Regions from separate parts of the Homo sapiens genome. Here region 1 is linked to region 2. The links are chromatin contacts, found by Hi-C or POLR2A ChIA-PET in ENCODE. All regions are on one chromosome and are shown on one strand. Each heading gives the region's core, a stretch centred on a gene start or an enhancer-like site at or near the end of the contact. The rest is flanking DNA. Distances are from core to core; before and after follow the strand shown.

The links. Hi-C counts contacts between places; a loop is a spot of excess contacts on that map. ChIA-PET counts read pairs that join two places held with the same protein, here RNA polymerase II (POLR2A). Pooled maps may share reads with other maps.
Region 1: a pooled map shows a loop between it and region 2 (2.2-fold over the local background). The contact joins the promoter of LINC02461 here to the enhancer-like site in region 2. A Hi-C loop is called at or near these places in 1 of 168 maps with a recorded cell type or tissue (PC-3) and 1 of 50 pooled maps. POLR2A ChIA-PET finds 5 or more read pairs at or near these places in 1 of 52 experiments (MCF 10A).

Annotation. Positions count from the first base shown.
Region 1 is chr12:43,153,140-43,156,997 of GRCh38, reverse strand. It overlaps LINC02461 (long intergenic non-protein coding RNA 2461), which reads right to left and starts at 1,683. Exons shown (of 4, transcript NR_146866.1): 1 at 1,133-1,683.
Region 2 is chr12:42,958,648-42,962,172 of GRCh38, reverse strand. No RefSeq gene overlaps it. Among named protein-coding and RNA genes, the nearest start is that of LINC02461, 190 kb to the left of the region's middle. RefSeq lists an enhancer at 355-1,554. Within about 2 kb of position 1,917, at least 6 of the 41 ENCODE cell types and tissues checked have a DNase peak (open chromatin) inside an H3K27ac peak, as active enhancers do; they include PC-3, where a contact is called at or near this core.

The DNA of each region.
Region 1 (3,858 bases), core at 434-2,933, 200 kb before region 2:
TTGAGAAGTTACCCTTTTCCAAACAACTTCTTCTAAAATACATATATATATATATATACACACACACACACACACACACAGATAGATAGATAGATAGATACTCTAAAACATATAAAGTAAATAAGCATGATATTTTGACACTGCAGCTTTTGGGAAAATATGCTATTTTTATTCTAACAGTTCTTAGTCATCAGTTCTTAATCATTGAATATCAGAACAAATTTGAACTGAGTGCCGTGTTTGGATAAACTGAAAGTATTTCATTTTGTCTAAGTATGACTAGAGAGAGGGATGATGAGGTAACATCTTTTGTAATTTTTCTGTCTCTGTGTACTAAATAAATTTTCACATCTTTCCAAGTGCTCTCATCTTCAGCTATTATTTTGACTGAAATTGTCTTCTCTGCTATAACTTTAAATGTTAAGTGTGCTGTAAGTGCAAGTTAACCATGATCCTCCAAATGGTTGAAAACATTCATAAACAAAATTGTTCAGAGAGCAAAATATACCTTACAAAGAACAACTGCCTTTAACACTCCCCCACCAACCAGCACTCACCATCACATAAACCTTCATGTTATTACATTTTATGAACAAACTCTATTTTATTTTCAATTTGATGTTCATTACTTATATAATGTCATGACAATTGAAAAATATTTCTATTGTTCAGTTAAAATATTTTCCTATCTATAAAAATGCTTTGGGTATGTTGGGTTGGGATAAAATGCTTCCTAAATTTTTAAATTCAAATTCATAAAAACGCTTTTTCACATAATGGCATTTTACTTTGTGGGAGGATTTTTAGGAACAAATTAAGATTACCAAGTGAAGAACAAGTCAATTATGAAAGTGTCACTGACAAACTCTGGAATTACTGATGTGCAGAGAAGGAAAGGGAGAAGCAGGCAGATGGACTCATTAGGAGGCTTCTTCCATTATCCGGAGGAGAGACAATGATGGTTTGGATGAAGGTGGTAGCAGTGGCAGTGGTGAGTAGTGGTCAGATTCTGGATACAGTTTGAATATAGCACCACCAAGTTTTGCTGTTGGGCTAGATATGGACACACACCAGTGTGTGAGAAAAATAGGAGTCAAAAATAACTTCAAATCCAGAGATATCTAAAGCTTACCTCATACCATATGAAAGGTAAATTTGAGTTAGAACTAGGATCACAGAGTTTTTTGACATCCATCCTGGAGTTCTATCCACTCTATTTTGCTGCTTCAAAGGAGATCATCTGACATTTGAAGTCTCAATAGCCACTTTGTGACAGGAGAGCTGGAAACTTTTTTAGTTACTGCAAAAAGAAGGTCTTTATTGGGATTTTTTATTTGGAGAACTTAAAATATCTATTCTGGAACATTGAGGACCTGCAGCTGCTTTGAGGATTTACTCTAAAGCATTCTAAATCTTTAACCGGTTATTACTGAGGTCAGAGGGAGAAAGAACATTATTTTGATGTCCTTGCAGATTTTCTGGTTGACTCAAAATAACTCCACATGGCATGATGGAAAGAACATTCAACTAGGAAGCAAACTGGCTTTTGGTTTTCGGTAATACCACCAATTGGATAAGTCATAAACTCTCTAAGATTCAAATTCCTCATCTCTAAAGTAAGGAGAGTGGATAAGTAGGATTTTTCAACCCTCAGTTGATATAAACCTTGTAGAACATTCCAAGCCATCCCTGACAGCTGCCTTCTTCAGTTTCTGGGCTTAAAGAAGTATCTCAGTCACCTTGTCTTCCTGGTAAACTCAAGGTTCTGAAGACATAAGAGGAAATTCCTGTTGTTCATAAAAAACAAAGAAACCTTTAAAATCAATGGTCCTCCAAGTTCTTCTGGCTCTCAAACTTCGATTTGATATTGCTAAATCACTGCTTTTATGTATTAAAACACTTTCTGAAGTAGAAGAGGTATGGATTATAATTTTTTTTAAACATTTTAGAATAGGAAAACTAGTATTTTTGAGCTTATGCTATGCATCAGGCAATAGAATAGATATGTTAATAATGTCATTATATCCTTACAATAAGTAGGTTTTATTGTCTCGTTTTTTACAGTATGGACATCAAGGCTTAAAGAGGTTAAGTCATTTGTCTAAGACCATACAATGGTGGGGCCGGAGTTCAAACACAAGCTTTTTTGGCTCCAAAGCCTTCGGTATGACATCAACCTGTTACCAATAACAATAGCAATTGTCATTGATACATTGTAAGATATTGAAAGAGAAAAGGAGAAGAATTTACAATTTACATGCTTTTATTACTCACAAAGTGCCTTCAGACTACAGGTAGATAGGTGGTAGGACATCTGGACTGTGAGTTAACTCTCAGGAGACAAGCAATTGCATTTACTATCCTGTTCTTTCCTCCAAGGCTCCTCCACCAGCAGTTGTTAAAGCCATACTCACCCTTCACCAAGGCACGGCAATGATTCCTTCCTAAAAGCCCCGATGTGTGACATTTTCCAGTATGAAACAACTGATTGAGTTGGAACAGATTAATTTCATTAGTTTATAAAACTAAAAGAAAAAATGTAATTGTTTTGCTTTAAAAGGTGTAGGCAAAATTAAAAAATAAAAAGAGAAGAGAAAAAAAAAAACAACAAAAAGGTGCAGGCAAATTTTATTCTTTTCCCCCACTACTCTTCCTTTCTTTCCTTTCTTTCTTTCTTTCTTTCCTTCCTTCCTTCTCTTTCTTTCTTTCTTCCTTTCTTTCTTTTTCTTTTCTTCTTTCTCTTTTTTTTGGCCAACAATTTATAATTATTTAGTTGTTAATAGATGGTAAAGAGACTTTTCCGAAACTTGAATAATACTGACATGAAAAAGACTACAGTCAGCTAAAACTCCAATAAGACATAAAAAAATTTAAAACCAGAAAATTTAAATTTTCGGTTTTCAGAGGGGAAAAAAGGCAAAACAAGGTTAAAAAATGAAGCCAATGGGCAGTAAAGAGAGGGAAACTTATAATGAAAATAAACCTAGGGTTGTTTATTTTGGCAGGAGTATTTGGGTCATTTTGAAATGCAACTATGACAAAGAATTTTTCCATATTTTAGGAATAAAGAAACAAAATGCTAAAAGCTATTGCTAACATGAAAAATGGCACAACGCCTCATGAACTTTTGTCTAATAGTTGATTAATATTGCAAGTCACATTAATTTTATTATTTGCTACATAGTGACGGCTATGTTGTCTGTACAGAGACCCAGACCAGAGGCCTAGGAATATTGTACTTGAAAATAAGAATATCTTGATTAGAAAATATTTGAGATGTAACTTAGTCACTGTCTTGGGCTTAAAAGAACTTTTATATCACAAATAATAATTATTTTGTATATCGAGTAGGGGTAAAAAGAATAACTGAATGGTGGCAGCAGGCTTTGAGGTAAGATTAGATTAGGGAGATAAGGGAAGCCCAGAAACATGTTCCTTAGGACAAGGATGAAAATCTCCCTCCTTTGAGGCCACATGCTACATAACTATCTGGGATGGTTTAGGGGACAGAATCAAAGACCCTAGCAGGACTTTCCATTGTGGAGCTATAGCCAACTGTTTAGAGGACTCAGTCATATTTGCCATTCTTCTTTAATTCTCCATTGTTTCGTGCTATTATTATTTCAGTGTTTTTCCTGCCTTGGATTTTTGTCTCATGTACTTACTTCTGGTCTTTCTTTGGCATTCACTGTTTTTCTTTTGTTCCCATCTTGTGTTAACTCTAGGTGGGGAGATGGAGGAGGACGAAGGGAGACAGAAACTACAGCCTGACATCAAGAAGTTTCTCCCTTGCTAAGTACAAAATCGGGAAGAGAAATGCTTAGACACGTTTCCCACAAGGTGGGACATTTCCAACTC
Region 2 (3,525 bases), core at 668-3,167:
TATGGCTAGAGCATGAGATAGAGCTGAAAAGAATGAGATAAAGTCATACTCATTTATTCCACTTCCTTTGAGTTTCTAGAGAAAACTTCGAATTTAAAAAGTATGGTGAACTAAATATTTTCAATAGCCCTTGAACAATAAGATCCTAAATGCTGAATCAAATATAAAATTTTATTTTAAATGCATTGCTGGGAATATATGAAAACAAGAAAAATCAAGCTCCTACCCTTCCCAGGCCCAAAATATGGAGAAAACAAACCGAAAAAGGTAAGGATACCCTGAGACACAATGCCTTTCCTAGAAATGAGAGATAAGAGTCTTTATTCTGGGCCAGTGCCTTTCAAAATAAAACCTAAATAGAAAATTCATAGATTATGAAAGACATCTCAGAATTAATAAAAAATAAGAATCACTAGAATGCTTTCGCTTGTTTTATCTCTGCAAGTCTCTCAATATTTATTGCATCATCCAATACTCTGAAAATTGAGAGTATGTGTTGGGTAGATTAACTGTTTGTACAAAGCTCAATGGAATGTTAAAGGAACAAAGATCGTGCCTACAGGTGTGGTTGATGACATACCACCAAGAAAATGTAGAGGTTAAGAACTCAAAATTCTTGGGAGCTTGTTTTTGCCAAGGAATGTGGGCGCAGTATTTGGAACTGCCAAGTTATGCAGCTGAGAGGTCTGAGGTTGACTTCTAGTTCAGTGTGATAATAACCTCATAATAAAATCCCAGGTTTTATCTATGAGACTCAGAATGCTTATGGATAACCAAATGCAAGCCACTTAAGGTTTCCCTTTACCTCTTAACAAAGTGAGCTTTCATCCAATTTGCATACCTCTATTTTAACAACGTAAAGAGCTTCACAAAATCAATTGCTATATTTTCATTCTATTTTTACTATATTTAACATGCTGGCCACGTGAGGTGGCTCACGCCTGTAATCCCAGTACTCTGGGAGGCTGAGGTGGGTGGATCACTTGAGGTCAGGAGTTCGAGACCAGCCTGGCCAACATGGTGAAACCTCATCTCTACTAAAAATACAAAAATTAGCTGGGTGTGGTGGCGCACACCTGTAATCCCAGCTACTCAGAAGGCTGAAGCAAGAGAATCACTTGAACCCAAGAGGCGGAGGTTGTAGTGAGCCAAGATGGCACCACTGCACGCCGGCCTGGGTGACAGAATGAGACTCTGTCTCAATAAATAAATAAATGAATAAATATAGTTATATATCTATATGCTGGATTTGATTATTGATTAATTATGGATTTGATCCTTGTCTCACAACGTATTATGTAAAGGTAGCACCATTCCTTATTTCTCTTTGTACATATTTGAATCTAACATACTGATTTGCACATAAAAGATATTCAAAAAGAGTTATTGATCTAGAAGACATTAAGATGCTCTTTCTGAAATAACAGTTTGAGTCAACGTGCATCTTCAATCTAGAAATTTTCTTTCTTGTCTATCCACAGTTATCTCTTACTTTCTTAGTCACAGCGCTTGAGTGCATTGTGACAGTAAATGCGTTAAATTGTATCTAAAGACAGAAAGTAAAATATGAAGAGCCAATAAAATTTCAAAAGTTTAGTGAGGCACAATGGGCCCAATTCAAGAGAGAGGCTGAGCAAGTTAAAGGCTTTGTTGGGAGCAAAGTGTGCATTCATATAGCAAACTCTGGCCAAGGTAATTACCTGTTTTGGACAGGCACACTATTCCCTGGAGGCTGCTTCACTCACCCGGACTTGACTCAACTTTGGATAAGTTCCAGTATAAATATTCCCACAAAAAATCAGGCAGAGGGAAACATCTCAGTGTTTTTTAAGAATAAAGGGGTCTGACTCTCAGTTTTATATCTCTTTATTTTTGCTGATCAGCACCCAGCACACTGACCTCTGCATTACTCATCAGCATTACTGCATTACTCAGGTGCAACTGAAAGGAGACCACACTACCGCTTCCGTACCACCTTCTGAGTTCCCTGCCAAAATTTACTTCTTTTTTAACTTGGAAGTCTCAAATGTTCTCATTTAATGTGTTGATGACATCACACTTAAGGGTGGTATGGCTGGCGGGACATTAAATAAATTACACTTTATAAGGTACCTAATGTGCTAATACTGGGAGGGCTAAGTTGAGCCCCCTGCCATCAAAGTTCCTATCTGGATCTCAGAAATGAACCAAGAACCTTAGAGAAAATTCCTCCCTGTTAACTTATTAAGCATATTTCACCATTGTTCTTCAGACAAAGAGGAAAATATTAGGTTATATAGTATTTATTGTGCGTAAGACCACACACGAAAATACACACATAATCTTACTTTCTAGAAGATAAGCAGAAGAAGAGAGGTTTTCATTTCTGAATTTAAGGAGATGAGATTGAGATCTTCTATATCAGAAAGTTTAAAGTGACATTTTTGCATGTCTTAGTCCATTTAGACTGCTGTGACAAAATACCTTAGACTGAGTGGTTATAAACAACAATAATCAATTTCTCATAGAGTCTGGAAAGTCTAAGATCAAGGCACAGCCAGATGAGGAGACGGCCTCTTCTGGTTCATAGATGGCACCATCTAGCTGTGTCCTCCCAGGGTGGTGGAAGGGGCAAGGCAACTCTCTAGAGCCTGTTTTATAAGGGCACAAATCTCATTCACGAGGGTTCTGTTCTCATGACCTAATCACCTACCAAATACCCCACGTCCTAACACCATCACACTGATCATCAATCAGGTTTTAACATATTAATCTGGGGAGGACACAAACATTTAGACCATAGCATTGAATTAACTATAGATGTGTTAAGTAATTATATTAACATGGTACAAACAACTTCAGTTTAACATTGCTAGTGATTCCATGTGGATACCATGTACCTTCTTACATCATGTGATAAGGAGGACATTTCGCCTCTGTGGTATTCTTTCCAAAACCCCATAGCTCCATTCTAATCATGAGAAAAATGTCAGAAACATCTATATTGGGGGACATTACACCAGATAGTTGGCCAGTATGCCTCAAGGTCATCAAAAACAAGGAAAAACTAGGAAACAGTCACAGACCAAAGGAGACTGGAGAGACATAGCAACCAAATGTACTGTGGTATGCTGAAATGGATCCTAGAAACAAGAGACAACATTCATAGAAACACTGGTGAAATTCACACAGAATCAGGAGATTACTATTTTTAAAAACTCAGGATGGCCTTTAGTGGGGACTGTTCCAAAACAATTGGAAGTAAATAAGATAAGCATACATATAAGAAGTTTTGAGGGGGAAAACATAATACTCTTTTTTGGAATCTACTTCAGTGATCAGTTTTAGCTATCATGAGAAGCTTGGATATCTTACCTATTCATTCATTCATCCACTCATTCACTTAGCGAAATAAATAGTACCTGCCAAGAGCCAGGCCCTCCCTTGGGTGCTAGGGAGACAGTCATTAAACAAGACAAACCAGGTCCCTGCCCTCATCTATAATGTATCTCCTTTTTGGAGCCAATTTGTCTTCCTTTATCATTA